Regions from separate parts of the Homo sapiens genome. Here region 2 is linked to region 1. The links are chromatin loops, found by intact Hi-C in ENCODE. Cell type or tissue: PC-3. All regions are shown on one strand. Each heading gives the region's core, and the rest is flanking DNA. Links, peaks and the distances in the headings are about the cores only.

What was found. Hi-C counts contacts between places; a loop is a spot of excess contacts. Peaks named below come from ENCODE experiments on the same cell type or tissue, not always from the same donor. Only the 100,000 strongest peaks of a DNase experiment are listed, where the experiment ranks them.
Region 2: it touches region 1 in a loop (2.9-fold over the local background); 6 of 110 quality-filtered maps call a loop at or near these places.

What each region holds. Positions count from the first base shown.
Region 1 is chr17:62,043,287-62,059,317 of GRCh38, reverse strand. MED13 (mediator complex subunit 13) reads left to right here. Exons shown (of 30, transcript NM_005121.3): 3 at 6,613-6,781. Among named protein-coding and RNA genes, the nearest start is that of MED13, 14 kb to the left of the region's middle. In PC-3, for the core only: no CTCF peak of the experiment used is centred there; a DNase peak (open chromatin) is centred at 8,057; H3K27ac peaks cover 1,658 bases.
Region 2 is chr17:61,940,647-61,956,677 of GRCh38, reverse strand. It overlaps MED13 (mediator complex subunit 13), which reads left to right. Exons shown (of 30, transcript NM_005121.3): 24 at 197-339; 25 at 840-998; 26 at 1,111-1,296; 27 at 3,565-3,713; 28 at 5,680-5,853; 29 at 9,661-9,761; 30 at 10,078-14,073. The coding sequence ends at 10,210. Among named protein-coding and RNA genes, the nearest start is that of INTS2, 21 kb to the right of the region's middle. In PC-3, for the core only: no CTCF peak of the experiment used is centred there; no DNase peak of the experiment used is centred there.

The DNA.
Region 1 (16,031 bases), core at 3,431-11,430:
CTGGAATATTCAGTAACAGAAATACAGAATTGCCTTTGTTTAACCCCCTTAGCTCCTTTGTGTCATGCAGTGTATTTTTAAAAATTAACTAATGAACCAATATTGATACTTTATTATTAACTAAAGTATATATTTGGATTTCCTTTATTTTTTTGCCTAATATGTTTTTCTTTTCTAGGATCTCATTTAAGATACCCCTATTACATTTAATTGTCATGTCTCCTTAGGCTTTGTTAGACTGTGACAGTTTCTCAGACTTTCTTTGGTTTTGATGATTTCGACAGTTCTGAAGAATCTGTTCAGATTCCATAGTGCATTTTAAATTTCATTTTCTCTTATGTCACTTAGCATTTGTTTGGGTTACCTTCCTTTCAAGTTTAGCTGATGTGTAGAAATAGAATGTAAACTTATTTTATTGCTAACTGGCAAAGATCAGTTACAGCAAATCACGTCTGATTTAATACATACTTTAAACCCTCAGTTACTCATTTTGTAGCAGTAAGTCAATACCGTTGAGCAAAGTAATTTGCAAAGGCTGGATGATTTTTGGATCAGGATTTGTGCTAACTAGTATTAGCCAAACTATAACATTCCAGAAGGTTATTTGTTCAAAAAATCTCTTGAATTCCAAAGCCAAACATAGATGATTTTCTTACTTTTTGCTTTATCCTCTATAGGATAATGATTAGTTGAATCGGGGTCGATATGTTTTGATACAAAAAGGATTAGGGAATAAAACTCCTTTGGGGTTACAGCTTTTTTCTTTCTTTCTTTCTTTTTTTTTTTTTTTTTTTTTTGAGATGAAGTCTCGCTCTGTCTCCCAGGCTGGAGTGTAGTGGGGCGATCTTGGCTCACTGCGACCTCCGCCTCCCAGGTTCAAGCGATCCTTCTGCCTCAGCCTCCCGAGTAGTTGGGACTACAGGCATGTGTCATCACGCCTGGCTAATTTTTGTATTTTTGGTAGAGATTTTAATAGGAGTTTCGCCATGTTGGCCAGGCTGGTCTGGAACTCCTGGCCTCAGGTGATCTGCCCGCCTCAGCCTCCCCAAGTGCTGGGATTACAGGCATGAGCCACCATGCCTGGCCCCTTTTTTTTAAAAATTGTATTTTGTAGCTTTGTTTAGTGGTTGTGTGATAGTGGGTGAAAGAGGTATAAAATGGGTGATGGGAAAATCTTAGCTCAGTCCCTCTGGTCAAGAATCTCTGTGGTGGGTAGGACTGGTACTTTTAAGTGTACTGTTAATTTGCTTCAGAGCAAGATTGTATCATTTTCATTAATGTGGTCTTGAAGGAGAGTTTTCTGTGTATTTTTATTCTGTGTTCTAACATTTTTGGAATTCAATTGCTGTCATCATTGGCTTTTATTCTTTCCCTTTAAATAAAAATAAAAGCAAACACTGCGTCCTCTCCCATTTGTCATCTTAAAAAAATCATAGCAAGTTAGACTGTGATGAGACTCTTTGAGAAAACTGATACCTTGTGAACTAAAAAAACTCAGGGCTAAAAATATTTGTTCTTTTTCCTGGCTCCTGAGGTCTGTAAAGTAGATTTTAGTAACATGTTCAGATAGTTTTATTATACCAGAATTTTATCATAATGAATAGTGCTCAAACTAAGTGGACTATTGTTCTGAATTTAATTTTGGATGTTTTAATTGAAGGATATTAACTGTAGTGGACTTTAACCTTAAATGACAGCTGTTAATAGGATTGACAGATAGATAAACAGCCAGGCATAGGAATCTAGTCCCAGCCAAACTAAAACATTGTTGTGTGCCCCACATAGTCTAAAGAGAGTAATTTATTTCTACTATTGTAAAATTTACTTGTGATGTGGCCCGACTCTTTAAATTGGCTAGTCTCCTAGGTGACAACTTCATTTGCTGTATTTCTTCTGCATACTGTTTTTTTGATCAAGTGTATCTTCTAAGTTTTCAAGCCAAACATAACATACTAGGCTGTTTTTAAATCAGTTTTCAAGTTTTGCCATAGATAATGATGCGGCCAACTTAAGGCTCTCGGTATATTTGTTGAATGTATAGGTTATTAATGATTATTCAGGAGAAACACTGATCTAGCATTTAAACATTTCTCTTTATTTCAGGAAATACATGGTATTTTCTACCATGTTAATTTTTGAGCCATTATTCATTAGCATATGTTACATTTTAATAGTTTTGCAAAATTGTATTGGAGAAGATTCATTTTTTACCACCGTGGAGATATTTAAAGATGCCATTTTTTTGAGAAAAATGTTGAGTGCAGGGTGTGTCTGCTTTTTTGGTTGTGATTTTTTTTCCCCATTGATAGAGAATTATTTTGATGACTTATCACATACTTTGGCACTACTGTAATCTGCATCTTCAGGAAAAAAATATGGTAATCAAATTTAGCATTTGTGTTTTCTTCCAATAAATAGTCCATAAAAATTTCAAGAAACACTGATGATTAAGAACTGTAATGCTAATAGTAACAGAAAAGTACTAAGAATGCAGAGTTGAACTTTATTTTCTCTGGACATAGAGCTACAAGAGAAGGAATTTTTTTTTCTTTTTTTTGTAGGGATGGAGGTCACACTTTGTCTCACTCAGCCTGCAGTGCTTAATCATAGCTCACTGCAGCCTCCGACTCCTGGACTCAAGCAATCCTCCCACCTCAGCTTCCCCAGCAGCTGGGCCTACAGGCATTGCCACTATGCCCTACTAACTAAAAAAAGTTTTTTGGAGTCAGGGTCTTCCTGTATTGCCAGGCTAGTCTTGAACTCCTAGCTTCAAGTGATCCTTCTGTCTTAGCTTCCCAAGTAGCTGGGATTACAGGCATGAGTCATTGCACCTGGCTAGAGGAGGAAAATAGTTATATAGATTAAGCAGACTTTTTCTATTAGGCTCTGGTTAAGTTCAAAAGAGATAGGTAAAGATTTGCCATATGTTCCCTTCTCCTTCCCCTCCCTATTATAATGCTGGTGTTGAGATTCAAGAACTTGTTTCAATTAGTGTAAATAGTGCATATCACTATGCCTTGAGTGGGTTGGTTGTACCATTTCACTTTTCGTATCTGAATACAACGTGTAGAAAGTACTTTTATTACAGTTATTAGATTGTCAGGATATTAGAAACTTGGCTCAGTAGGCTTCTTGTTTCTAAGTGATTCCCAACAAAACCAAAAACCTTCAGACTTTATTGAGCGTTATTAGGACTTACTCTCGTTTTTCTCAGCAACAAAATATGAAATTATATTACTTTAGTGTAATGGTTGCTTAGTTGCTTGCCATATAGATGAGGACATACTTCAGAGATACGTTGGATTTAGAAAACCTCAACAGGTGGTCTCTACTTGTTTGTTTTATGCATAGCTCCTATTTAGTGTTAATGAGAATTGTGGGCACTGGGGACATAAGATGCCCACCCCCTCTGAAAGCATTAGAATAATGAGGGAGAAATGCTTCAAGATTAATACTGATTACTTTTCTAAACCACATTCAATATTCTTTTTTTTTTTGAGATGGAGTCTTGCTCTGTCACCAGGCTGGAGTGCAGTGGCGTGATCTCGGTTTACTGCAGCCTCTGCCACCCAGTTCAAGTGATTCTCCTGCCTCAGCCTCCCGGATAGCTGGGACTACAGGTGCATGCCATCTCGCCCAGCTAAGTTTTGTATTTTTAGTAGAGATGGGGTTTCACTATGTTGGCCAGGCTGGTCTTGAACTCCTGACCTCAGATGATCCACCTGCCTCGACCTCCCAAAGTGCTGGGATTATAGGCATGAGCCACCGCACATGGCCTCACATTAAATATTCTTAAATCATTTGACTGCAAGTTTAACTAAAATAGATTTTACAAAATAAAACCATAAAATTTTCAGAATTTCATGTGAAAATTTATAAATTGTGCTTTAGCTTTTACTATTGCAAAGGTTTTTTTTTTTGTTTTTTTGAGTCAGAGTCTCGCTATGTCGCCCACAGTGGAGTGCAGTGGTGTGATCTCAGCTCACTGCAACTCCCATCTCTTGGGCTCAGGTGATTCTCATGCCTCAGCCTCCTGAGTAGCTGGGACTACAGCCGTGCCATGCATGGCTAATTTTTATATTTTTAGTAGAAATGGGGTTTTGCCATGTTGGCCAGGCTGGTCTCGAACTCCTGGCCTCAAGTGGTCCACTTGCCTTGGCCTCCTGAAGTGCTGGGATTACAGGCATGAGCCACCACACCTGGCCTCAGCCTCCCGGATAGCAGGCGTGAGCCACCACACCTGGCTTCAGCCTCCCAGAAAGCAGATTTTTTTATTTACTATTTTTGCGAAGGAGACAAAGTCATTTTCTAGTTTTAAATGACTAATTTATTTGAAGTTTATAACAACTGTACAACCTTGATACTTACAAATGGTAACTGTGTCTTGGGTCTTTGATGCTTTAAAACTTAGGAGAAATATGTTGGTAGTGGTTTCTTATGTAGAACAAGTGTTACAACCATCAGAAGGTAGGGATTTTTGAAATAAAAGGTAATAAAAATAAAAGATACTAAATTGATTGTAAAGAGGTGAAGAATTGGAAGATATTCCTAACATAATTCTGTTGGAATTAAGAACATGTATATTCTAGTAGTCATAAGTCTCATAATTTGAGGTAAAAGTCTTAATGTAGCTATTTAATTTTGAAATGGTAGGACCTCATTAAATTGAAAGCAGATCAATTGAGATTCTTTTCTCTTTTTTTGTCATCAACTCACAAATATGCTTGTGATCTAGACCTTTAATTAATTAAAGTGAAGTCACTTTGTGCTGCTTCTCTATTCTCCTAGCCTAATACTTTCTTTAATGAAGTGAAACCCATAAACGTTTTGGTTTTAAATGGAAGTAGATAACGGTGTCTTTGATATAATAGAATGTGAATTTTTCCTATTTAATATTTATGATTAATATTAGACTTAAAAAATTATTCTATACCAATTCTGAAATATTGTCATTTTCTCAAGCTTATTCTACTTTTTTTTCCCTAAGCTTACCTTTTTTTTTGTTTGTTTGTTTTTTTGGAGACTGAATCTCACTCTGTCCCAGGCTGGAGTGCAGTGGCACGATCTTGGCTCACTGTAATCTCTCCCTCTTGGGTGATTCTCCCACCTCAGCCTCCCGAGTAGCTGGGATTACAGGGCTGCACTATGACGCCTGGCTAATTTTTGTATTTTTAGTAGAGATGGGCTTTCATCATGTTGGCGAGGCTGGTCTTGAACTCCTGACCTCAGGTGATCCGCCCACCTCAGCCTCCCAAAGTGCTAGGATTACAGGCGTGAGTAACTGCGCCCAGCCTAAAGCTTATTTAAAATAAAATTTAAAAAAAAATTAGTTGCTTTGAAAGACTTGACTATCATTTAGGAGAAAATATAAAACCAACATTAATCTTTGTAGTGGCACAGAATTTCTAGTGCAGTTAAAGTCCACTATCATACTTTTTAGTTAATGTTTATTCTACCCATTTGTTGTATAAATTGTGCATATAAACCATGTGTAACTCTTAATACATGTCTTTGCTTTTATTCAGAAGCTCATATTGTGTCTGTTTTTCTGTGGGTATAGTGTATGCATTTTTGGTGTTGAATTGAGAAACGTTTGTCTTTTATTTTTACTTAAACATTGAACACAGATGACCCATATTTACAAAATGTTTATAAAGGTATATAGGCTATAGAAGGAGAGTTAATTATATTTAGACTAAGCAATTTAAAATCTTGTAATGAAAGTTAGAGTGCTGAAGTGGTATCATTATTTGTAGCACGATTTGTTGGATGCTTTGTGACAGATATGAAATGGATAGAGTACACAAAAAAATTTTTCTGACCTACATCCAGACTTATCTCAAAATGACTGTGTTAATGTTTTTTTGGTAAATTAACTTGGAGTGATTAATAGATTTGTTGGCAAAATTGAAGCTATATAGTTAGTGAAGATAGCTATAATTTTATTTGACAGAAGTGCCATTTACAATTTAAGTCTTTAAATTTTTAAATTTCTCCCCCAAGTAAAGGGTCCTGTACTGAATAATAATCATGGGAATAATTTGTTTGAAATGAGACCTAAGGTGGCTGATAGTGCACCGCTTGTTAGGCTCTGTGCCAACAGCTTCCTTTTTATTCATCACTTAGTGTTGTAGTGGAGTCGTGGATTAGAATGCTGATGGACATGAAATGTTTTGACTTTAATTATTAACTGGCTAGTTTTTTTGGCAGGTTGAATGACTAGGGGAATTAGGACAAAGTAACAAGTGAGCCAGCTTAGAAATTGGCATCATAGGTGTAGAGTGTGTTTAATATTTTCCAGGTTATACAAACAAGTGTCCTTTTCATTAATACAGGAACCAATTCAGTATGTTCATGATGTCATTGAATTTTATAAGGTGGAAAAATACTTTTCAGGTAATTTAATAGAATATGTGGCACTTAGACCTTTTATTCCTTGTGGAGTAACTTTGAAACCTGATAATGTCTAGAGATACATTGAAGTGATTGTAGCTTAATATTCTGGGGTAAGCTAGTGTTGATGAATATAGAGTTTAAACTGTAACCTTTTTTACTTGGCTCTGAATAGATTATAGTGTCACTATTTTATTATTTCCTTCATTTCTCTTTTAGAAGAAGAAGATGGAGTGTGGGAGAATGGACTTTCCTATGAATGCCGTACTCTGCTTTTCAAAGCAGTTCACAATCTATTGGAACGGTGTTTAATGAACAGGAATTTTGTACGTATTGGCAAGTGGTTTGTAAAGCCTTATGAAAAAGATGAAAAACCTATAAATAAAAGGTAAGCTATCTTAAATTCTGACGTGATATTTCTTTAGATTTGTTCCTTTTTGTGTCTTAACAGAGAATGTGGGATAAAACAAGCTAATATACAGACATATTCCAGAGGTTGTCAGTGACAGAGTACTAGATACAGTCAGGTTTTTTTTTTTTTTAAACCACTTTACAAACTTCCCTTTATACACTTTAAGCATTTTCTTACTGTAGGAATAGGCTGTATTTTAATACAGTGGCCTAAATTTTGATTTGTGATGATAGACTTAATGTGGGATGAAAGCAGAGACTTAGGCTTGGAAGTATCTTTTTTTTAGTATTTGTGGAAATATATGCACAGCACTCTGATATTAAAATTAAGTAACAACACCTGTTAAGGATAGTGATCTGTGAGTATGTTTTGGATCAAGTTAACCCTTCTTATTCCCAATCTCTCAATTCCCTTTAATTAAAGTAATTTAAATTTGTGTTTTCTATATAAGACCATTTACTCTTTGAGAGCTTATAATTTTCTTGAGCAATGAATTAAGCAAATTTATGACACTACTTATTAGACTAGTTGCAGATAGAGGCACAGAAGACTTATGATAGATACCTCCTTCTCCTATGCAATTAAAACCTTCAGGTTACTCGCTTCTCCGTGATTTAGATAATATAAGGCATAGTCTCTCAAAAGATTTAAGTTCCCAGCAGTCATTGAGTTAGTGAGACTTCAAGAGAGATGAACCAGTGGCAAGTAAGTTGGGATGTGGGGAAGAGAAAACTAAAGGGAACTTACTAATTTTTCCTGAAAGATGTGAGAGGATGTGAAGTGAACATTTGGTTGAGATTGTAATCATTTTGAGGTCTTTGATGTCATATATGCACATCTTTTTTCATGTGCACCTGGAGTTTTTGTTTGTTTGTTTTTTCAAACTTTTTAGTTTTAGTAAGACTGGATGAGTAGATAAGCCTGGATAAATAAAGGTGCTTTCATTTTTTTTCCTCTTTGAAAATTAACGTAAACCTTTATTGTTAACAAAATACTTGTGTAAGTTCAGAATGCATTCAGCTGGAAATGACAGAACAACATTAACTACTTGGCTTATGTAGGGATTGATTTTTCTCAGTAGCAAGCAGTATGGAGGTCGATAGTTTAGTACTGGTATAGCTGTTCAATAATGTCATCAAGGATTCAAAGTTCCCCAGAGTTTTCTCTGTGCCATTTTTACATCTTCATGGTCCTCCCGTGTGTTGCACCTCCAGACCTCACAGTGGATTCCAGGCAGGAAGAGAAAGGAAGGGAGGAAGTAAGGAAGGTGTGGCACCTGAGTCAGAAAGTAAATTATTTTCTGGAAACTTTAGTTGACATATCTTTGGCCATACTAAGAGAAACAAATATCTTTTATTTGGAAACAGCTGCTCTGAACAAATGAAGTTTTTGTTAGTAAGAAGAAAGGGCTGATAGATATTAGATAGATACCAAAGATCAAAGAAGTGGAAATGGATATTGGGTAGGCAGTTAACAATATCTGCCATATACATTTATTTATTTATTTTGAGACAAAGTCTCACTCTGTTGCCCAGGCTGGAGTGCAGTGGTGCAATCTCAGCTCACTGCAACCTCTGCTTCCCAGGTTCAAGTGATTCTCCTGCCTCAGTCTCCCAAGTAGCTGGGATTATAGGCGTGTGCCACCACACCTGGCTAATTTTGTGTATTTTTAGTAGAAACGGGGTTTTGCCATGTTGCCCAGGCTTGTCTTGAACTCCTGAGCTCAGGCAATCCACCCGCCTCGGCCTCCTAAAGTGCTGGGATTACAGGCGTGAGCCACTGCTCCCAGCCAGGCATATAGATTTATGTAGTTTTAAGAAGTCAAACAGATTACCAAGATTTAAAATGAAAGGCTGCAATCCTGAGCCCCAATGAATAGATTTGCTCCTCAGAAGCAGCCCTTTTTAATTCTTCTGTTTCTTTTAAGTTACCTGTTTAAAAATTTTGAAAGACATAACATGCTTATTCTTGAGTTATCATTTAGGATTAATCTAGTGGACTTTTTTTTTTTTTGGTCACAACAGCCTACCATTGAAATTCTATTGACTTTCTATTGAGAGGTTAGCTATCTTACTTCCCCCGACTCAACACTTGGATATTGGCACTTTTGCACACACTTCTTTTCCCTCTCCTTTTCCTTTTTTTTTTTTTTCTGATACGGAGTTTCACTCTTGTTGCCCAGGCTGGAGCGCAATGGTATGATCTCGGCTCACTGCAACCTCTGCCTCCCAGGTTCAAGTGATTCTCCTGCCTCAGCCTCCTGAGTAGCTGGGATTACAGGCGTCTGCCATCATACCCAGCTAATTTTTGTGTTTTTAGTAGAGACAGGTTTCGCCATGTTGGCTAGGCTGGTCTTGAACTCTTGACCTCAAGTGATCCACTCACCTTGACCTCCCAAAGTGCTGGGATTACAGGCATGAGCCGCTGCACCTGGCTTCCTCTCCCTTTCCTTATCTTGCCAATATAGTTATAAGTTTTGGTAAAAACAATATTTGTTTATACTCTTATAATTTTATAAATATTATTTGTAACTGAGCCATAGTATATTGAAACACATTTCATTTCATTCTTTTTTTTTTTTTGGAGACAGAGCCTCACTCTGTCACCCAGGCTGGAGTGCAGTGGCGCGATCTCAGCTCACTGCAAGCTCTGCCTCCCTGGTTCACGCCATTCTCCTGCCTCAGCCTCCCGAGTAGCTGGGACTACAGGTGCCCGCCACCACGCCCAGCTAATTTTTTGTATTTTTAGTAGAGATGGGGTTTCACCATGTAGCCAGGATGGTCTCGATCTCCTGACCTTGTGATCCGCCCACCTCGGCCTCCCCAAGTGCTGGGATTACAGGCGTGAGCCACGGCGCCCAGCCTTCACATTTCATTTCTTGTACATCGTTTTGTTTTCCCAGGTGTTAATGATTATCCCTTTTTTTCACTTAATTATTAATGTTATGAGTTAGTAAACACCTGCCTGTACTCTGCCACTTTTTTTGTAAATAAAGTTTTGTTGTAACACAGCCATGCTCATTCATTGATAGATTGTTTTATGCCTGCTTTCACACTAGAGCAGAGTTAAATAGTTATGATAGAGACAGATGGCTTGCAAAGCTGAAAATACTTAGCCTGAAATATTTTCTAGCTGACTTTTTGTAGTTTGCTGACTCCTGATCTGTGTACCTGTTGGTAGTTCATCAGTAGACTATCTATTAGAAGTATAAATCACTTCTCCCTACCTTCAAGGACTTTGTATAATCTTATGAGTTTCCCTTTTTTTCTCCTCTTGTTAATTAATATCCCTGTTGTTACCCTTCATTCTTCTTTTCCGATTTGGATTAGTAGTTCTGTAGTCCTGTTTCACAGTAGTCATCTTGGGGATTCTCTTTGCTTTTCCCTTCTTGTTGGATCCCTCATTTCTCATTTCTCCTTTTTTTTTTTTTTTTTGTCTTATTTACTGTTATGGTGGTGCCCAACCTGAGAGTAGTTTCCTGAGAGTGCAAGGATGGTGATACTTTTGAGATCCTCTGTGTTGGAATTCTGAGTCAAACCGCAGAATTGCAGGCTCTTAAGTTTCTTTCTTTTCTATCCTTATAATTGATAGTTTTGACTGGGTATAGAATCTTTGATTAGCAACCCTCTTAGACTTCTGGGTACTAAAATGCTAACTGGAGGTTCTGTGTATGTGAGTAGCTTATGACATTGCAGGCTTTACTAGAGTGAATGATCTGGGGACTTGACTCTTTTTATTGGGTGCCTGTCACCCACCTGCCAGTATTTGTACGCTCTGTCACCTGCTTAAGTAGTTTTCCCAGAGGAGACTTTCAGTACTCTGACTAGAGGGTATAAGCTGGGCTGCCAGTGTTTAGTGAACCTATTGGGGAAAGGAGGTTTGGAGGTGGGGCTCACTTACATAGTGGTTAAATTTTCACTTAATCTTTTAAATACATCATCTCAGCTGTATCTGAATATCTCTAATTCTGAGTCCCTCTGTTTCAACCATTTCAAAGAGTGGACCTCTTAAGTTTTTCACTGATCTGGAAGAAAGTGGAGAGGCTCTAATATCTTTGAACTTTCATTCCTTCTGCTTTCTTTTTCTTTCCTTTTTTTTTTTTTTTTTTTTTTTTGAAACAGTCTCACTCTGTCAGGCTGGAGTACAGTGGTGCAATCTTGGCTCACTTCAACCTCCACCTCCCAGGTTCAAGCGGTTCTCATGCCTCAGCCTCCCAAGTAGCTGGGACCACAGACACTAGCCACCACGACTGGCTAATTTTTGTATTTTTAAGGAGACGGGGTTTCGCCATGTTGGCTAGGCTGGTCTTGATCTCCTGGCCTCAAGTGTTCTGCCCACCTCAGCCTCCCAAAGTGCTGGGATTACAGGTGTGAGCCACTGTGTCCAGCCCCTTCTCTTTTCAGTTACACCTATATATCCACCTTCAGGGATATATATATACATATATACATATATATATATATATATATGTATATGTATATGTATATGTATATATGTATATATACCAGTACCTTCAACTTCTGAGCCTTTCTGGGATTCTGTGGTTTGACTCAGTTTATAACTTTGTAAGTTTAACCACTGCACCCGGCTTTCTTTATGAAAAACTCTTAAAAGGCTATTGATAATTGAAAATATAGGCTCACACCTGTAATCCACCACTAAGGGGCCGAGGTGGGAGGATGGCTTGAGACCAGGAGTTTGAGAGCAGCCTGGGAAACATAGCTAGACCCCCGTCTCTCTCTCTCTCTCTCTTTTTTAATGATCTTATTTTATTTATTTATTTGTTTGTTTATTTTTACTTTAAGTTCTGCAATACATGTGCAGAACGTGCAGGTTTGTTAATAGATACATAAGTGCCGTGGTGGTTTGCTGCACCTATCAGCCCGTCATCTGGGTTTTAAGCCCCATATGCATTAGGTATTTGTCCTTATGCTCTCCCTCTCCATGCTCCCTATCCCCTAACAGGCCCCAGTCTGTGATGTTCCCCTCCCTGTGTCCATGTGTTCTCACTGTTCAACTCCCACTTTTGAGTGAGAACATACAGTGTTTGGTTTTCTGTTCTTGTGTTAGTTTGCTGAGGATGATGGTTTCCAGCTTCATCCATGTCCCTGCAAAGGACATAAACTCATTCTTTTTGTTTTTGAGATGAAGTCTTGCTCTATCGCCCAGGGTGGAGTACAGTGGCATGATTTCAGCTCACTGCAACCTCCACCTCCTGGATTCAAGCAATTCTCCTGCCTTAGCCTCCCGAGTAGCTGGGATTATAGGCACCCACCAGCACGCCCGGCTAATTTTTGTATTTTTAGTAGAGACGGGGTTTCACCATGTTAGCCAGACTGGTCTCGAACTCCTGACCTCAGGTAATCCGCCCATGTCGGCCTCCCAAAGGCCTGGGATTACAGGCGTGAGCCACCATGCCCAGCCGAACTCATTCTTTTTTTATGGCTGCAGACCCCCGTCTCTTTAAAAAAAAAAAAAAGCTGGGCACAGTGGCACACACTCTGAAGTGGGACTTCAGAGTCCCAGCTACTCTGAAGACTGAGGTGGGAGGATCACTTGAGCTCAGAAGATTGAGGCTGCATTGAGTTAGGATTGTGCTGTTGTACTCCAGCCTGGGCAACAGAGCAAGACCCTGTCTTAAAAAAAAAAAATTGAAATTATAACTTTTTTTTTTTGAGATAAGGTCTCTTATTTTGTCACCCAGGCTGGAGTGCAGTGGCACAATCATGGCTCATTGCAGCCCAAACTGCCAGGCTCAAGTAGTCCTCACACCTCAGCCTCCCATGTAGCTGGGACCACAGGTGCACGCTACCAAGGCTGGTTAATTTTTGTAGATTTTGTAGAGACAAGATATCACCATGTTGCCTAGGCTGGTCTTGAACTGAGCTCAAGCTACCCACCATCTTTGGCCTCGCAAAGTGCTAGGATTACAGGCATGAGCCAGTGTACCTGGCCAAAAATACAACTTTTAATTGGATATTTTCATGAATCCAACAGATGCTGCTTGTTATTTAACCATGTAATTGAGCACTAGTGTTTTTCCATGGGCTGACCCATTTAGGAGGGGAACTAAATTAAGATTGTATTTTATTAGTGAAGTGTTACCAGAAATAGTATATGCTCTTTCGAGTTACTCTTGAACCATAGTTGTGGTATAATAACTGACTTTATTCTGGAAAGATAAATGCTGCTCCTCAAATCTCTTTTTTACAGGAACTTTCTTACCCTTTTTCCTTCTTTGGAAAAGCAAGTAGGACAAAAATCAAGCAGCTAAGTCTATCTTTAAGTTATTACTTCGGACTTCTTTTCTGTTGAATTCAGTGGAATGATATAGGGAAGGTAGATAAAGATTGATTATAAATTAATGCATTTCTAGACCATTCTGAAACATAAGTATTATATAGACTGTTTTTGTTGACTAATCAATTCACTTTTGGTATAAGTATTCTGAAAAAAGAACAAGAGTTGTAAAGAAAGAAAATTTATGATGTGAAACTACTTTGACCTGAACAAAGGAGAAAATAATATTGCTTACCTTTTTATCTTCTTTTTCCTTTCTTTAAAATTTTTAAAGAAAAAAATCTCATTTTCTGATAATCTGGACCTACATGTAGTTGTGTGTTTAACAGTCTTTAGGGACTGAAAGAGAGGAAATAGAATCAAATTCTAGGGATACAGCTAGGTTACCTGTAAAGAATCCCGCAAGTGTAAGAGTAACCACAGGAACAAACCAGTCTTCAGATAATTGGTTTAAAGAATGATGACCAGTGTTTTCTTGAATAGTTTAGGTGTTTTCCTACATTGCTGGGGACTGGATCACATGACAGGCATTGAGTTTTCTAGTGAGCCCACAAGCAAATGGGTTGTAGTAAGTACCACTGACTTAATGTAGGTTTTAGTCTCTTCTATAAAAGATATTCTGAACTTGCCATGTTTGAGAGTGCATTTGAAAAAGATTATCTTGAATAAGAACTTTTTTTTTTTTTAAATAGAGACAGGGTCTTGCTCTGTGCCCAAGATGGATGGCAGTAGCGCAATCATAACTCATTGCAGCCACAAACTTCTGGGCCTAATTGGTTCTCCCACCTCAGCCTCCAGAGTAGCTGGGACTACAGGCACACACCAACCACGCCTGGCCAAGAACTTTCTTAAGATTGTGTTTGGTTAAGCTTTTTGTCATGTTGAATCTGTTGTAGCCATTTAGCTGAGTGTGCGGTAAAGTTTGTGTATTTAGCAAAAGTTTTAAATGCTTCTAGGAGGGTATACAGAATAGAAACATACTAGTAAAGAATTCTTTTTTTAGACAGCTAGTTCAGTATCTTACGTATATAGTGACATAGGAGGTTTTGTTAAGTGGCAGATGAGATTGTGTATAGGAGGGAAATAGTTAATAGGGAACATGTTTGATTTTAATACATACTTTAATCTTACCCCATTCCCTCAACTATATATAATTGATTTCTATGGAAAAAATATGTTGTTAAATCTTTTTTGATATATTTACTGTATGTAAAATAGTTATCTTTAATTCCAATTTTAAAAGGCAATATAGGCCAGATGTGGTGGCTCATGCCTGTAATCCCAGCACTTTGGGAGGCCAAGGCAGGCAGATCACTTGAGGTCAGGAGTTCGAGACTAGCCTGGCCAACATGGTGAAACCCTGTCTCTACTAAAAGTACAAAAATGAGCCAGGTATGGTGGCATGTGCCTGTAATTCCAGCTACTTGGGAGGCTGAGGCAGGAGAATCACTTAACCCGGGAGGTGGAGGTTGCAGTGAGCAGAGATCGTGCCACTGCACTCCAGCCTGGGTGACAAGAGTGAAACTCCATCTCAAAAAAGGCAATATAGAGTATTACATGTTATATATGTGTGTTTGTATGTCTATATTACATTATGTGTATACATATAGACATGTACATATAGGATATAATAAATCCTTGCTGGATATAACATAAAGAAAATAGGATTAAATATTTGGTTCAATATGTTCTAAGCCTTTGTATTAGAATAATTAGAGCCCTGGAATTAGTAGTAAAAAACTTAGTCCATAGAGAGTGATAAATTTTTGATTTTGTGGGATAAAGCAGTAAAAGTTCACAGGAAGGAAAGGATGGCTGTTGTTAATGGCCATTGTATTGGGCAGTGTAGATGTAGAACATTTTCATCATTGCAGAAAGTTATTTTTTTGGGTGGTATTGCTTACACAAGAACCTTTATATTTATAATTAAAACAGTACTTTTGGTGCTTCAATAAAGAAATTCATCGATTTTTTTTTTTTAAGGAAGTAAATGAAAGAATATGCTTTAAATTTCACCCATAAAGCTGTGTTTATTTTCTGCCATATGTATGGCTTTTACATTATCTCGTGCTCTCCAAAACTGATTAAAAATAGGCACCATGAGATGTAAGTCTCCCCTGAAAATGTATTATTAACCATTAGTAGCGTTAGGATGTCCTTTGGTTAGGTTTCTCACTGTCTCCGAAAAGGCAAATTTCTAGAGAAGCTAGGAGCTATTGCTGTTAGGTTTTTTATGGACTCATTTCCTCTCTTCCTGTCATCTAATGTACTGTCCAGTAGAAGTATAATGTGAGCCACATAGGTAATTTAAAATTTTCTACTAGGCACATTTAAAAAGCTAAAAAAAAACTAAATGTATAGGCAAAATTAATTGTAATATATTTTTTAATTCAGTAAGTCCAAAATAATATCATGTCAGCATATAATTAACTATGCAGAAGGTTTTAATGAAATAGTTTACTTTTTGTACTGCTTTTGAAATTAGGTGTGTGTGCTGTGCTTAGAGTATATCTCAGTTTGGATTGGCCACATTTTAAGTCACCAATAGTTATATGTGTGTATTGGCTATTGTATTTACAACACAGTTCTAGGGGTTTAAGCCCAGTTGAACTTGGTAGTGTTTATTAGTGAAAGGTACCTTCTCTGGTGGTCAGTGAACCCTTCTGGAATTGTATGCTAAATTGTGAGTATGCTTTAGAATCTCAAAGGCAAGAAGAATCCCGTACCTTGTATCAGTCAGGGTATGAACTCTCTGCTAAATTAGGTGTAGTTACTTCAGCAGACTGGATGTGCCTTTTTATTGTTTTCCCTGTAGCCTGTCTATAATGTTTTGTCCTTAATGTCTGTCATCAAGATTATTATGTATCATTTCTGAAATCTTAAATGATGATGTCACTAGAATTTGCATGGTCAATTTTCTACATTT
Region 2 (16,031 bases), core at 4,989-12,988, 100 kb after region 1:
GTTGTAGCTATTCATGAGGCTGAGGCAGGAGAATCACTTAAACCCGTGAAGGTGGAGGTTGCAGTGAGCCGAGATCGCACCACTGCACTCCATCCAGCCTGGGTGACAGAGTGAGACTCCATCTCAAAAAAACAACAACAGCAAAATCATATAAATTTTAGAAATATTTATGACACTCTCTTTATTCACACAATAGGGCTCGTCGGAAAAAAAGTTCTGCTAGAAAATTTGGTCTACAGAAACTTTGGGAGTGGTGCTTAGGACTTGTACAAATGAGTTCATTGCCATGGAGAGTTGTAATTGGTCGTCTAGGAAGGATTGGTCATGGAGAATTGAAAGGTAAAATTGTGCTTTTATTAGTATTTATATTTCCGTTTTATGTAAATTCACACACAGTTCTGACCACGTCTAGGTATATATGTTGAATAAAATGCAAAGGTTATCAAATAAGGAACCACATATGTCTAGGCCACAAATGGCTTAATTCAAATTTTAAAAAGACATTTTACTCTTATTTTAACTTTAATATCAGTCTTATTACTGCTGTTCTTAATTGTTTTCTGTTTTTTCCACTTTCTGATTGTTATTTAACTCATCCTCTGTTGAGCAGATACCAATTGAATTTGGTGTATCCTAATATTAGGGGGATAAAGAATGTTCAGTAGCATCAGCAGTAAGAATTTTGGCTTGATGATGACTCGTGTTGGAGGAATACACTAATTTAAAAGCCATTAACTATTTTTATATTTTAACTTTAACTTGGTTCTACAGGATATTAATAATGCTGTTACTTTGATTTTTTTTTTTTTTTTTTTTTTTTTTACTGTTGATACCCACAGATTGGAGCTGTTTGCTGAGTCGTCGAAACTTGCAGTCTCTAAGTAAAAGGCTCAAAGACATGTGTAGAATGTGTGGTATATCTGCTGCAGACTCCCCTAGCATTCTCAGTGCTTGCTTGGTGGCAATGGAGCCGCAAGGCTCTTTTGTTATTATGCCAGGTTAGCTATCTTTAGTTTATATCAGATTTAATTCTTTATGCAGTTAAGTTTTTAAGTATTATATACAATTTATTCTTCGTTTATTAAAAGAAAAAATGTCTTTCATTTTCAGATTCTGTGTCAACTGGTTCTGTATTTGGAAGAAGCACGACTCTAAATATGCAGACATCTCAGCTAAATACCCCACAGGATACATCATGTACTCATATACTTGTGTTTCCTACTTCTGCTTCTGTGCAAGTAGCTTCAGCTACTTATACCACTGAAAATTTGGATTTAGCTTTCAATCCCAACAATGGTACGTAATTTGTTCCATTTTGGTAGTCTGAAGAATACCCCCCAAAATAAATTCATGTCCAATACCTGAAACGTGTGAATGTTACCTTGTTTTACCAAAAAATGATTTTGCAGATGTGATAAGTTAAGGATCTTGAGATGGAGAGATTATCCTCAATTACGCAGGTGGGCCCTTAATGCGATAACATGTGTTCTTATAAGAAGGAGGCAGAAGGAGGTTTGACTACATAGAAGAGAAGAAAGCCATGTGGTGGAAACAGTGGGAAGCAAAGTCAAAGGGAGAAGATGCTATGTTGCTGACTTTGAAGATGGTGAAAGAGCCCATGAGCCAAAGAATATAGTTCTAGACTCTGAAAAAGACAAGGAAACAGATTATCCCTTTCAGCCTTGCCAACATCCTGATTGCAGTCCAACGAAACTGATTTCAGACTTCTGGCCTCCAGAACTGTAAGAAAATAAATATGTGTTGTTTTTAAGCCAACAGTTTGTGGTAACTTATTAAAGTGGCAACAGGAAACTAATACAATCATTCTTTCACCTTGTTGATATCAGAACTGGTGCTGTGAATTATCCCATAAATCTTTACTTTTTAAAAATTTTTTGAGACAGAGTCTCACTCACTCTGTCTCCCAAGCTGGAGTGCAGTGGTACGATCTCAGCCTACTGTAGCCTTCACCTCCTGGGTTCAAGCGATGCTCGTGCCTCAGCTTCTCGAGTAGCTGGGATTGCAGGCACATGCCACCATGCCTGGCTAATTTTTGTATTTTTGGTAGAGATGGGGTTTCACCATGTTGGCCAGGCTGGTCTCAAACTCCTGACCTCAAATGATCCACCCACCTTGGCCTCCCAAAGTGCGGGGATTATAAACATGAGCCACCATGCCCAGCCATCTTTACTTATTTTAAAAGGCAATAGTTGGTCACAAAATATTTGTATAGGTTTACCCTTGTGCTTTTGAGGTACCTGTACATGAACTCATTTTATATATCTCTTATGTTGATTTGCCAAAATAATGTAATTTATATAAACTGCCAAAGTAGGGACGTAGCTTTTCCAGGTGAATTTATAGATTGCATTTTAGTAGAAGAGAAAATAAAGAAGATTTTATTGTTATTCTGAGCTACCTTAAAAACTCTCACATCTCTAAAGTCACAAGTATGGTTATTATGCTCTCTTGTTTTCGTGTGTTATATAATAACTCGAATATTTTACTTAATAAAGAACATGGTATTATTCGTAAATACAGTAATCCTCCTTATCTTTGGTTTTGCTTTACATGATTTCAGTTGCCCATGGGTACAGTACAATAAGATAGTTTGAAAGAGAGAGAGAGAGACCACATTCACATACCTTTTATTATAGTACCTTGCTATAATTGTTCTAATATTCTCGTTGTTAATCTCTTACTGTACCTAATTTATCATTGAAACTCCATCATAGGTGTGTACGTAAAGGAAAAACCAGTATATAGGATTTGGTACTATCCTTGGTTTCAGGAATCTATGTGGGTATGGGGGTGGGTCTTGGGACATATTCCCCATGGATAAGGGGGAATACTGTAGTCCCACTTTAAACACATTTTCATTTTGTTTGTACTATGTTTGCTTTGTATTAGTTTCCTATTGCTGCTCTAACAAAGTACTACACATTTAGTGGCTTAAAACAACACGCATTTATTTTATCTTACAGTTCTGGAAGTCAGAAGTCCAAAATCAGTCTCACTGGGCCAAAGTCAAAATATCAGCAGGATTGATTACTTTCTGGAGGTCCTAAGGGAAAATGTTTCCTTGCCTTTGTCAGTTTCTACAGGCTACTTGCATTCCTTGGCTCATGGTCCCTTCCTCTATCCTGGATGCCAGCAGTATAGTGTCATCACATCTCCTTCACTGGCTCTAACCCTACTGCCTCCCTCTTATTAGGACCCCTGTGATTACATTGGACCCACCCGGATAATCCAGAATAATCTCCCCATCTCAAGATCCTTAGCTTGATCACATCTGCAAAGTCTTTTATGGTAACATATTCTTAGATTCCTGGGATTAGGATGTGGACATCTTTGGGGGGCCATTATTCAGACTACCACATGCTTGTTTATGCATAATTATTTGTACGGCTTTTAGCACAATACTTGGCACATGGTAGACACTCAGTAAATGTTGGTTAAATTAACCCATTTTGGTTAAAATTTCATTTATTTTGACCCTTTCCTGTGAATGACCATAGGATATGGAAAATGGAGTTTTAAATTTCTTTTCTTTCTCCTGTTTAGATGGAGCAGATGGAATGGGTATCTTTGATTTGTTAGACACAGGAGATGATCTTGACCCTGATATCATTAATATCCTTCCTGCTTCTCCAACTGGTTCTCCTGTACATTCTCCAGGATCTCATTACCCCCATGGAGGTGATGCGGGCAAGGTAACTGTGTTACAAGTTTTAGTTTTTCTCGGCCGGGCGCAGTGGCTTACGCCTAAAATCCCAGCACTTTGGGAGGGCGAAGCAGGTGGATCACGAGGTCAGGAGTTTGAGACCAGCCTGGCCAATATGGTGAAACCCCATCTCTACTAAAAATGTAAAAAATAGCCGGGTAAGGTGGCACGCACCTGTAGTCCCAGCTACTCAGGAGGATGAGGCAAGAGAATCACTTGAACCTGGGAGGCAGAGGTTGTAGTGAGCCGAGATCATCCAATTGCCATTCCTTAACTTAGTAATGGATTAATATATGAAATGCAATACTATTTTTCCTTGGAAATTAGCAAGAGTTGAGATTAATTAACAGTACATTCATGCATTTCTACATCATGGACATCAGTACTTTGAATTGCACATTTTTAAGAGAATCTCTAAGGCTCTACTTTCCCTGAATCCGTATTTTCTAGACCATTTGGCATTAGTCATTTTTTTGTAGTTTTTGTGGCAGTTCACCATAGCTTTTTACTCAGATGTAGGATCACAGTATCTTTCAGAATCACTATATATAACTCTAAGAGCAGCCATTCATATCAGGGCTGTGACAAGGAATATAATAAAAATATTAATTTTCTCATAAGACCAGATAAAACACTGACCATCTACTCCCCCTTTTTATCTTTAGCAGTTATGGAAGCAGGCTGTCTTGTCCTTATATTTGAAGTAAAAACGAACTGGGCTTCAGTTAATAACACCTCTCTATTTGAAATTATATATACTGGGCTGGGCGCGGTGGCTCACGTCTGTAATCCCAGCACTTTGGGAGGCTGAGGCAGGCGGATCACGAGGTCAGGAGATTGAGACCATCCTGGCTAACACAGTGAAACCCCATCTCTACTAAAAATACAAAACTTAGCCAGGTGTGGCAGGCGTCTGTACTCCCAGCTACTCAGGAGGCTGAGACAGGAGAATGGTGTGAACCCGGGAGGTGGAGCTTGCAGTGAGCCGAGATCGCACCACTGCATTCCAGCCTAAGCGACAGAGCGAGACTCCATCTCAAAAAAAAAGAAAAGAAATTATATATACTGGTGATTTGATTATTGTAGTATGCATAGGTATAAAATTTACCCTTTTAAAGTAAGGAAGGATCTTTCCAGTCTTACTTTGCATTCCTTCCTCCTTTTTGTAACTGCAAAGAAATTAGATAGGAAATACATATAACAAAAAGCACCAGTAATCCCACCACCTTAATAAAACCATTTTTACTTTTAAGCAAATTATCTTCTTTCCACATACGTTTATGTTGCAATTTTCAATAAGTATAATGAGGTTTTAAATATTGCATTTTTGCTATACCCTAATTTATGTCCTTCCCAAAATATTGGACATGTAAGATTTTTTTTTGTTATAGATAATGATGTAATGAACGTTTTCATGCATATTATTTTTATTTTATCTATTTTTAAATACCAAGAAATACATTAACTAATCCAAAGGATATGCATGTGACTTGGTAGTTGTCCCTTCATGTTGCCATAATAATTTTCACAACACTATTAACTGCATTTTATAGATAGTGCTAGATTAACAAAGCTAAATTGAATCCACCTTTTGATTGGGGTGTGGTTTTCAGGACTTAAAGGAATATTAGCAAAAAAGTTAAAGATGTCATTGAAAATTTTGTATTTTTTACTCATCTGTGAAGTTTTACAAACTTTCCCGTGAACTTGGCATAATAATACAGACTTGTTAAACAGTTGGCATATCATGCAATCCTTAAAATATGTTCTATTAATGCTTTTACTTATAATACTCCTAAGTACATAGAAACTGGTTTTTTTTCAATATCCTTCAGTATTTTATTAAATCGATGTCATAAGATAATGAGACTGATTGCTATGAGCCATTCTGTGTTTATATCTGGTACTTAGTTACACTGAGTGAACTAATATACTTTTAATTTTGTCTTTTTAAGGGTCAGAGTACTGATCGGCTACTATCAACAGAACCTCATGAGGAAGTACCTAATATTCTTCAGCAACCATTGGCCCTTGGTTACTTTGTATCAACTGCCAAAGCAGGTCCATTACCTGACTGGTTCTGGTCAGCATGTCCTCAAGCACAATATCAGTGTCCCCTTTTTCTTAAGGTATTGCCATTTCTGTCCCAGTTCCTAAATAATTCTGATTGACAGCCTAAGTCCTGAGAAATATAGAAGTGGCTTTTTTAAGTCTTATAGCTTGTCTAAGTTCTTAAATGCACTGCCATATGTGACTCTTTAAACAAGATCACGAAGGCACGGTGGCTCACGCCTGTAATGCCAGCACTTTGAGAGGCCGAGGCAGGCAGATTACCTCAGGTCAGGAGTTTGAGACCAGCCTGGCCAACATGGCGAAACCTCGTCTCTACTGAAAATACAAGAATTAGCCAGGTGTGGTGGCGGGCGCCTGTAGTCCCAGCTACTCGGGAGGCTAAGGCAGGAGAATCGCTTGAACCTGGGAGGCAGAGGTTGCAGTGAGCCGAGATCGTACCACTTCACTCCAGCCTGGGTGACAATATCTGAGACTCTGTCTCAAAAAAAAAAAAAACAACTAGTTTTTAAATTTATATTTTTAGAACTTTATTCCTAAGTCAAACTCCTAGGGCCCTTGTTGTTAGTGTAGATTGAGTATCCCTTATTCGAAATGCTTGGGACCAGAATTGTTTCCATTTTTGGATTTTTTCAAATTGGAGATGCTCAATCTGTTTCAACTGCATATATGGAAATTTAGAGCTGAGAGAAACTTTATATTACCTCTGTCTAACCTTCTCATTTTCTAGGTGAGCATATTTAAGTTCAGAAAAACTCACCTGTTTAAAGTCATAAATTGGTAATAGACTCAAGACTGAAACCTGGGTCTTTTAATGATTATTATGTTATTCTTTGAATTACATCATACTGCACTGCTGTTATGCTGCATTATTTTGGGGAATAAAAGATTTATAATCTTGGGCTGGGCGCAGTGGCTCATGCCTGTAATCCCAGCACTTTGGGAGGCTGAGGCAGGTGGATCACAAAGTCAGCAGTTTGAGACCAGTCTGGCCAACATGGTGAGACCCCGTTTCTACTAAAACTACAAAAAAATTAGCCAGGCGTGGTGGCACGTGCAAATTAGCTATTTGGGAGACTGAGGCAGGAGAATCACTTGAACCCGGCAGGTAAAGGTTGCAGTGAGCCGAGATCGCGCCACTGCACTCCAGCCTGGGTGACAGAGTGAGATTCCATCTCAAAACAAACAAACAAAAAAAAGATTTATAATCTTTGTAATACTTGATTTTTAGTTTCATTTACTACTTAAAAAAGTTTTTCTAGCTGTGTGTAGATTGCTGTGTTAAAAAAAAACTGAGTGGTTTTTAAATACAGTAATGAGACTCTCAGATTCATCGTGATTTATTACAACAAACTCAGGCTGGGCACAGCGATTCACCCCTATAATCCCAGCACTTTGGGTGGTCGAGGCAGGAGGATCACTTGAGGCCAGGAGTTTGTGATCAGCCTGGACAACATAGTGAAATTTTGTCTCTCTAAAAAGTTTTTAATATTAGGCATGGTGGCATGTGCCTATAGTCCTAATAACATGAAAAGCTGGGGCAGGAGGGAGGATCGCATGAGCACAAGAGGTTGAGGCTGCAGTGAGCCATGATCATGCCACTGCACTCCAGCTAGGTGACAGGAGACCCTCTCTCAAAAAAACAAAACCGAATTTGTTAGTAAGCAATGTAACATGAAGTGGAGATAAGTCACAAAATGAGATATAAAAGCCCTATACAGAATTATATTACTGCTGCTAATATTGTTCCAGAATAACAAATTTAGATGTGACTCACTTATTCTTTTTTTTTTTTTGAGACGGAGTCTCGCTCTGTCGCCCAGGCTGGAGTGCAGTGGCGGGATCTCGGCTCACTGCAAGCTCCGCCTCCCGGGTTCACGCCATTCTCCTGCCTCAGCCTCCCAAGTAGCTGGGACTACAGGCGCCCGCCACTACGCCCGGCTAATTTTTTGTATTTTTTTAGTAGAGATGGGGTTTCACCGTTTTAGCCGGGATGGTCTCGATCTCCTGACCTCGTGATCCGCCCGCCTCGGCCTCCCAAAGTGCTGGGATTACAGGCGTGAGCCACCGCGCCCGGCCGTGACTCACTTATTCTTATGTAAAACCACCGGAAGTTGACTGTTTTTAATCCACAAGTCATGCTAATTTAAATACTTGCTGCCGGGTGCAGTGGCTCACACCTGTAAACCCAGCACTTTGGGAGGCTGAGGCAGGCAGATCACCTGAGGTCAGGGATTTTCTATATACTAGTAGTCTTTGGTGTCTCCACAAAACAAAGGATTCTTTGGTCCTTTGGGAGGGTGCTACACATGCTATCTGTCCTCTTTTCTAGTCATAATACATGTATGCACACTAAAGTCTGAAAAACAGAGGTAAATAAGATAGTTTACCTAGCATTTCCCAAACTTATTAATACACAAGGAAAGGATTATTTAACACCTGTTAATAGTTTATTATCTTAGTGTTTCAGGGGATGTGTTCAGGAAACACAACTTTACAAAAAGTCCAAGGGACTATCTAGAGCTTTTCCTACTCAGTATTTATTTGCAGAAAGGATAGTATAAAGCGGGCATTCACCCTTAGATACATTGTAACAAGATTAGGACTTCTGGTTATGAACTATCACCTAAGGCATAATTTACCATACTTTTTGTTCACTTTTTTTTTTCATATATCTTATTTTAGTTTTATACTGTAGGCAGTAAAGCCACCTGGTTTGTTTCTCTTTGCTTGGAAATATAATGGGTTGTTAGCTAGATCCCTTTTTATCATAGGAATAGAGTACTGGTACTAATTACATTTTAAAAATTTGTAGTGATTTGCAGTGTGAGACTTGCTTATAACTCCATAAATCAAGAGTTTGTAGACAGTTGAAACATAGCTATTTTTGGTTATATTCCTAAATGTACTACATGAGTTTCTATATGTATTGCAGTTGCAGAGGAGAGAACACCTAAATATAAAATAGTACCTTATACAGTGTACAGAATGAGATCTACCAAGAGTTACTGCAGTGAACATCACCATTGTTTTATCATAGCTTTTTAATACTATATTGACTTATAAAAAAAATGACTCATTTAATTGGAGTGTGGAGTAGTTTATTCCTTTCTCCCACTATTCATTGCCATATCTAAATGAGTGTGCCAGTTTTTACCTACCCTCTATTATGAAATTGAGTGGGCAAAGCAGGCATCTGTGCACTGTATTACTTAGAGTGTTCTCAGTTCAACCGAAGATAGCTTGTTTAAGGTTTATTGTGCTGTAACCAAACTATTTGCTTATGCTTATTCCTGTTACTTTTTTCAGTGCTAGACGTAGGTATGTCTGCGTAGTCATAAAGGGTGTCATATATCTTAAGGACAGACTACTCAGGTTTAACTACTCAATTTAGTGCCTCCTTAAACATTTACTTTGCACATCTAGGCAAATTAGACTTAGCAGGTAATTAGAAATTCTTTTTCTAAGGATTATTGTATGGTCTCAAAAACAATAAAGCTAAAGAAAAGGAAATAGATTCAAAGTAAGTTTTGCACTTAAAAATCACTTCTGGCTAGGCACAGTGGCTCATGCGTGTAATCCCAGCACTTTGGGAGGCCAAGGCAGGAGGATTGTTTGAGGCCAGGAGTTCAAGACCAGCCTGGTCAACAGAACAAGAACCTGCCCCTACTTAAAAAAAAAAAAAAAAACATTTCTATAATGAATTAGTTAAAAGAGAACAAGCATTTTTATAGTGGCTTTCATTCATAACATAGGACTAAAATGTATTTCATCATTTTATAAGATATATTGGGAGAATAAGGTAAAACTAAATAGCAGATTATTTTCTGTTTGGCTGACTGATTGATTACCTGTTACCTTCTTAGGCCTCTTTGCACCTCCACGTGCCTTCAGTGCAATCTGACGAGCTGCTTCACAGTAAACACTCCCACCCACTTGACTCAAATCAGACTTCAGATGTCCTCAGGTACAACTCTTTTACCATTAACAGTTTGTCACTGCAACTTTAAAAGAATATAATGTTGATTCTTATATATTTTTCTCATTTTTGGCAAGAATTTACAGTTGTGTACCAGTGGATCTCTAGATAAACACTGCTATTCTAACTTGAGTAATCTACTTTTGAGAATAATTTTTATGGAAATTGCTTCTTTCCCCTCAAGGACTCTCTGTTACACTCTTTTTTAAGGTGACTTTGAGTCTTAAATGCCATAATTGAAAACTGCTTCCAAAATCTAGGTTGGAAATAAATAAATGACTTATGCAGTTTATTTGCTTTTCAGGTTTGTTTTGGAACAGTACAATGCACTCTCCTGGCTAACCTGTGACCCTGCAACCCAGGACAGACGCTCATGTCTCCCAATTCATTTTGTGGTGCTGAATCAGTTATATAACTTTATTATGAATATGCTGTGATCTTCATTTGATGGAACTGTGCAAGAAAAGAACAAGGAAAAATGGATGTTTCGCTGCAGGATTAAGTTACAATTATCTTCTCAGTGAAGGTCATTTGTGATGGGGTCTAATTCTTATTACTTCAACAAATATTGTTTTGACTTGGGGGGAGGGGCTATAACCCTGCTATTTTTCATTGACTCTATTGAACTCTTTAGGATGATGACTGATCATACAAAACGTATTATAACATTTTCGTAGCAAAATTAACCTTTTTTTTTTCCAGTCACAGTATTTGTGAAAAGTAATGAGCCATAGTACCCAGTCATGTTAAATGAATATTAAAAGCATGGAGAGGAAACATGAGGAACAATGAATTTCAACATATGGCTTCAGAACATGAAGATGTTCTTGTATGGATTATAGTATCTAGTATTCAAAAATGCCTGCATCTCTTCTCTTATTTATTGTAAGTTTTTAAATGTATAAATTGTCTTATATTTCTTAACCTCTTTTATAAAAATTTTCCTAGAAGGTTTATACTGCCTTCTTGCTTTAAAGCAATTGGTCTAAAATATATGTAATCGTCTTAATTAAAAAGTTGCAGTAGGGTTGCTTTTAGAGTATTATTTTTTTGTAAGGGGGTGGGTGGGACAGTAAATTTGTATTGTCTCGATGTACAGTTTAACGGGGATAGAGGGGGAATAATGTCCATACCATTGTGTGTGGAGGATTTACAGCTAAGCTGTAGTTGCAGAGTACATGTACAGTAATGAAGTTCACTGTGTTTATAAATTGAAAAGGTACCAGGTCTTACAGCATTTTATATATCACATCTTTACAGAATAACATGATGGCAATATACAAGTGGTATTGTTAGGTGGTTTAACTTAGAATAAAATGAGAATTCTTCAGTTATATTTTGTACTATGGTTTAGGGCTATGACTAATATTTCAGGCCATTTCCGGTGAAAGAAACTTAGTTTTACAAGAAAAACCATTTGCTACTGAATGCTTAAACTAATTTTAGTGTTTAATGTTACATGCTTAAATTTTTTTCAGTTTTAACAGTGGCATATTTAGGCATGGAAATATTATTATGAAATTTATTTTCAGGATCTGCTATAAGGTTGAAATTTAGCCCAGCTCTAGGCATTTTACAAATTATTTTTCAAGCAGTCATTCTTGATTGTTTGACTTTTTTTTTTAAATTAAAGATTGGGAATGTATGTGAGAGTATGCATATGTATGGGTGTGTGTGTGTGCGCGCAATCAAACTGTGGTGTAAATAGATTCTCAGTGAATTCTGGTATTCAGACTCTATTCCACTAGTGAAAGAACCATTTTTTAAACTTCCCTTGCCTTTTTTATTTATTTAATTTTCTTGGTTTGGAGATGTCAGTCCCAAACACCAGAGTCTGTACTTTTCTATAACACAGCTCAGATTAAGGTAGGGCATATGCCAAGGAGGTTCTCACCTCCCTAAAGAAGGGACTTGAATTTTAGGGACTTTAATTCACCCCTCCTTCAATACAACTTTCCCCCTTCTTGTTTGCACATGCCAAGATAACTGCTTTTATGCAGGCTGTACCCCCTTGAAAAATCCTTTCTACAGTGCTGCTCACAAAAGAGCCCAAGTTCGCCTCCTACCTGCATTGCTGACTTGAATTCACAGTCGCCGAGTCTACCTAGCTTTCTTGGAAGCAGTCTAGCAAAATTTCTATTTGTACGTTCACTAATTATCTACAAGGACAAAATCAGTTGTATTTACAAAACTCTACTTCAGTGTTTGTTTTAGTTTTTTTTTTTACTGAAACTTGTTTTTGTGAATACTCTGTGCTTAGAATTAAATATCACTTTCTTATGAACAACATAACTTCTTCAGATTGTGTATATGAAAACATTAGCAAGTCTTGTTTTTTCTATGAAGCAAACACAATTGGTGACAAAGGTTGTCAATCATTTCTTCAAAATTATAATGCAGTTCTAATGGTCAGCATATTTTGATATTAAATTTAAAGATCACCTCTCTGCATTTGTTTTTAAATTATGCTAATACACCACACATTATGTTGGTATGTTTTGTTCTGTACTTTCTTTAAAAAAAAAAAAAAAACTTGTCTGAGATTTGAAGGAAAATGTGCTTATTTGGAATTTCCATAAAAAGAGTATCCTTTTTATACACTTAATAGTGACTTTACAAAATAAAAGTTATATTCTCAGTTGTTTAAAATCACTAACCTATGATAACCACACCTCAATTTGAAAGTAGATTTAAAATTATTCCCTGACAGGTTATTTAATATGGAGCCATAAGGAGGGAACCCAGTACACAATTATTTTTTATTTGGGAATCAGGGAATAGTTCCCAAATATACAGGATTTATTGATAAGATTTTTTTTCTTCCCTTCATATATCCATTCAAACTCAATGGAAAGTTATTAAATAACCATTAGAAAAGCTCAGTAGACTTATTTGAGAAATTAAGCCTTGTGCAGGATGATGGATTTGACTTACTAATGTACTGTCACAGACAAATATGGGTAGTTTTGTTTAAATAGGTAAGCAAAATATTATACTTTATAGCAGTGGATTACCAACACCTTGACTTCTTTGTTACAGTGCTAACATCTTTTTTTTTGTGCAGGTATCCATGATTATTAAGCAGGGTGGAAGTTCAGTATTTTGTCATTTAAAAAGATTAGTTATATAATGTCTGCTTCCAGCCAGTGAGAAACATCTAGCCATACCTTTCTTATGCAAGCCATTGAGTTATCAGGACTGTGAATTAACACTGTATGAATAAATTTCTGTACACCTTATTGTTTGGCCAGAAGGCCACCAAGTGTACTTATATGTAATCCTTAAATTTTAAAGTAGCTGTAATTTTTAAATATTTCTAAACTTTTCTTAAACCACTAAAATTAAGCTCTTACTACTTAGTCAACTATCCTCAGCTGTATTCGTACTCAATTGTCAGTATGGCACAGATTACTGTATTAAAATATTCTCCTTTCGTCTTCATATTTACCTTCTGAGGTAATTTTTTAACTTAATGTGTTACTACAAAGATTTGCAGATCTTTAATCAAGCACTATGTTAATACTGTAATATCAGAATACTATGTTGCATTATTTAAAATGTTCAAATTGAATAGATTAAAAAGTTTTTAAATGCTATTGCATCATATAATTTGCTATTCATCCACTATGGCATTGCATATCAATCAGTTAATACACTTAATGTTGCATGAGTGATATTTTGGTCTGGGTTTCCTCTTAAGATTTTAGTTTGTCTGAATTAAGGAAAAATGTTTTTAATATACATTCTTATTTTGTCCCACCCCTCCAGAAATAAGCTGGAAATCTTAACTTTTTGGGGGGTCTTTTTTGGTGTTTTAATGGGCCCAGAACTGTGGTTTAAATTTTTATGTATGTATTTTCTTTTTTGTGGAGTATAAATTTAAAAACTGGATTTGGGACCTAAAATACTCCTCAGGTTGATGTATTCATGAAGTTTTAAAACATCTTTAGTTTTCAAAGTAAACTGGATATGTGGACCTTAAAGTTATTGAGTTTAAGCTACAAATTGTAACGTCATTACTGGACATGTCAGCATCAACCCTCTCAAAATAGCTTGGTCACTTTATGAAGGGGCGTTTTAAAGTTGTTGTTTAGCAGTGACATTTAATATGGTCCAATTGCTTTTCTTTTTAACGTGACAAAAAGAGAATAAGGAACAAACACTATTGCTGCCGAATGCCATAACACTGAGTTGTACAAATTGTGATTGAGGAAATGAAAAGGTTTATACTTTTTAAAAAAAAAAAAACAAAAACAAAAAACAAAACTTCAAATGGAATAAATTATTCATGAAGCCTTCATTGTTGTGTCTTATTCTGTTGAAAATATTTCCATATTAAATTTGTGCAAAATTAGTAGCAATATTTTTGTGTCATTATAAATGGAAAGGGACAGCCTAGAAACTGATTAATGGTCTTTTAATTTTTCTGAAGTATTTTATTTTAAAAAGGATTTTAATCACATACAAATGTACAGTATGTAGAATAATTGTATATTTGTATACCTACCAATTCCTTGTAGGCTGGCCAGTTAGGTATTGTCTAGTCCAAACAAGCTACCTTCAAATATTTAAAGCTTAGCTGTATCCTATTTTTATTTGATCATAAGAACAATGTTCAGAAGTGAGTAATCCATCAAAAATAGTTCTGCCCATGTTCTGTAAGCACACATTTAAAATATTTTTGTCCAGACTTAAGCCAAGTAAGGACATACCTCAAAATTATTGTGATCATTTTGAAATAGTTTTTGCTGCAAAAATTTTAAAAATCCTTTAAAAGGAGTTGTATGTTGTTTGAACCGCCTATCCTCGGTTATTTTCTGTCTGACAGATCTTTAATCAAGCACTATTATATTACCTCTGGTTTGTTTCTATCTTTTTTTTTTTTTTTACTATAGTCTTATGTATAGCGAAAAACTGCAAATCAAGCTTTTTTTTAAAGGGGGTATTCACTTGTAAAACCACACACATGGATATTTTTATTTTAAACTTCAAAATATATGAAAGTTTAGGAAACGGGAAAAATCACATAATTCAGCTACAGCCACAATGGAGCACCAATATGTATTAGTACATTGATAATTTTGGTACATTTGAAAATTTGGAATACCAAACATTCATAGCTCACTGCAGCCTTGAACTCCTGGGCTCAAGCAGTCCTCCTTGCCTCAGCCTCCTTAGTAGCTGGGACTTCAGGTGCATGCCAACACACCTGGCTAGTTTTATTTTTTGTAGAGATGGGATCTCGCTATGTTGCCCGAGTCTCAAACTCCTGGCCTCAAGCCATCCTCTCGCTTTGGCCTCCCAAAGCATTGAGATTACAGTCATGAGTTGCTGCCATACCTGGCTAAATCTAACTGTTTTGAGTGTATTCCTGAGGTGTCTATTCTGTTATTCTGCTTTTGCCAATATCTTCCTGTCTACTGTAGGGGAGTTATCAATCCTGGACTGAAGATTAAGAACCTCTACCCTTAGTGTACTATAGCTATAACCAGAAATTCTGCTTGAGATTAATAGAAATTGATACTGTTAGAGCTGGGTTTTGTTTTGTCTTTTCCTTCTAGAGCAACCCAACAGAACCGTCAAGAATGACCTTCTGTTTAGTTTAAAGTCTAGGCCGGGCACGGTGGTTCACGCCTGTTTTCCTAGCACTTTGGGAGGCTGAGGTGGGCGTATCACCTGAGGTTGGGAGTTGGAGACCATCCTGACCAATATGGTGAAACCCGTCTACTAAAAATACAAAAATTAGCCAGGCTGTGTTGGCATGCACCTGTAATCTCAGCTACTTGGGAGGCTGAGGCGGGAGAATCACTTGAACCCAGGAGGCAAGGTTGCAGTGAGCCGAGATCACACCGCTGCCCTCCAGCCTTGGTGACAGAGTGAGAAGATCCTGTCTCAAAAAAAAAAAAAAAAAAAAGTTTAAAGGCTGATGCTTTAAAGACTTCCTTATTTTGCTCCTACCTACTACAGAGAAAAAAATTAGAAGTGATAAATTTAAATCATGCCACGTGTCCAAGCCATATAATGTCTTACAGATTTGCATTCGGAATGTGTGAGTTTAAGTCTTGGTTTTGTCGTTTTCTTTTTGTTTGGAGCATATCTGATCAGTAAGACCAACAGTTACCTTCTACAAAAGCCACTTGGTCCCTAGAGAACAACCATTTGTCCCTTGTCACTGTGCATGACACTACCATCTATCCTGTTGTGCAAACCATAAACTCTTCCTTGCAACCATTCATCAAAAACTATCAGTTTTGTGTA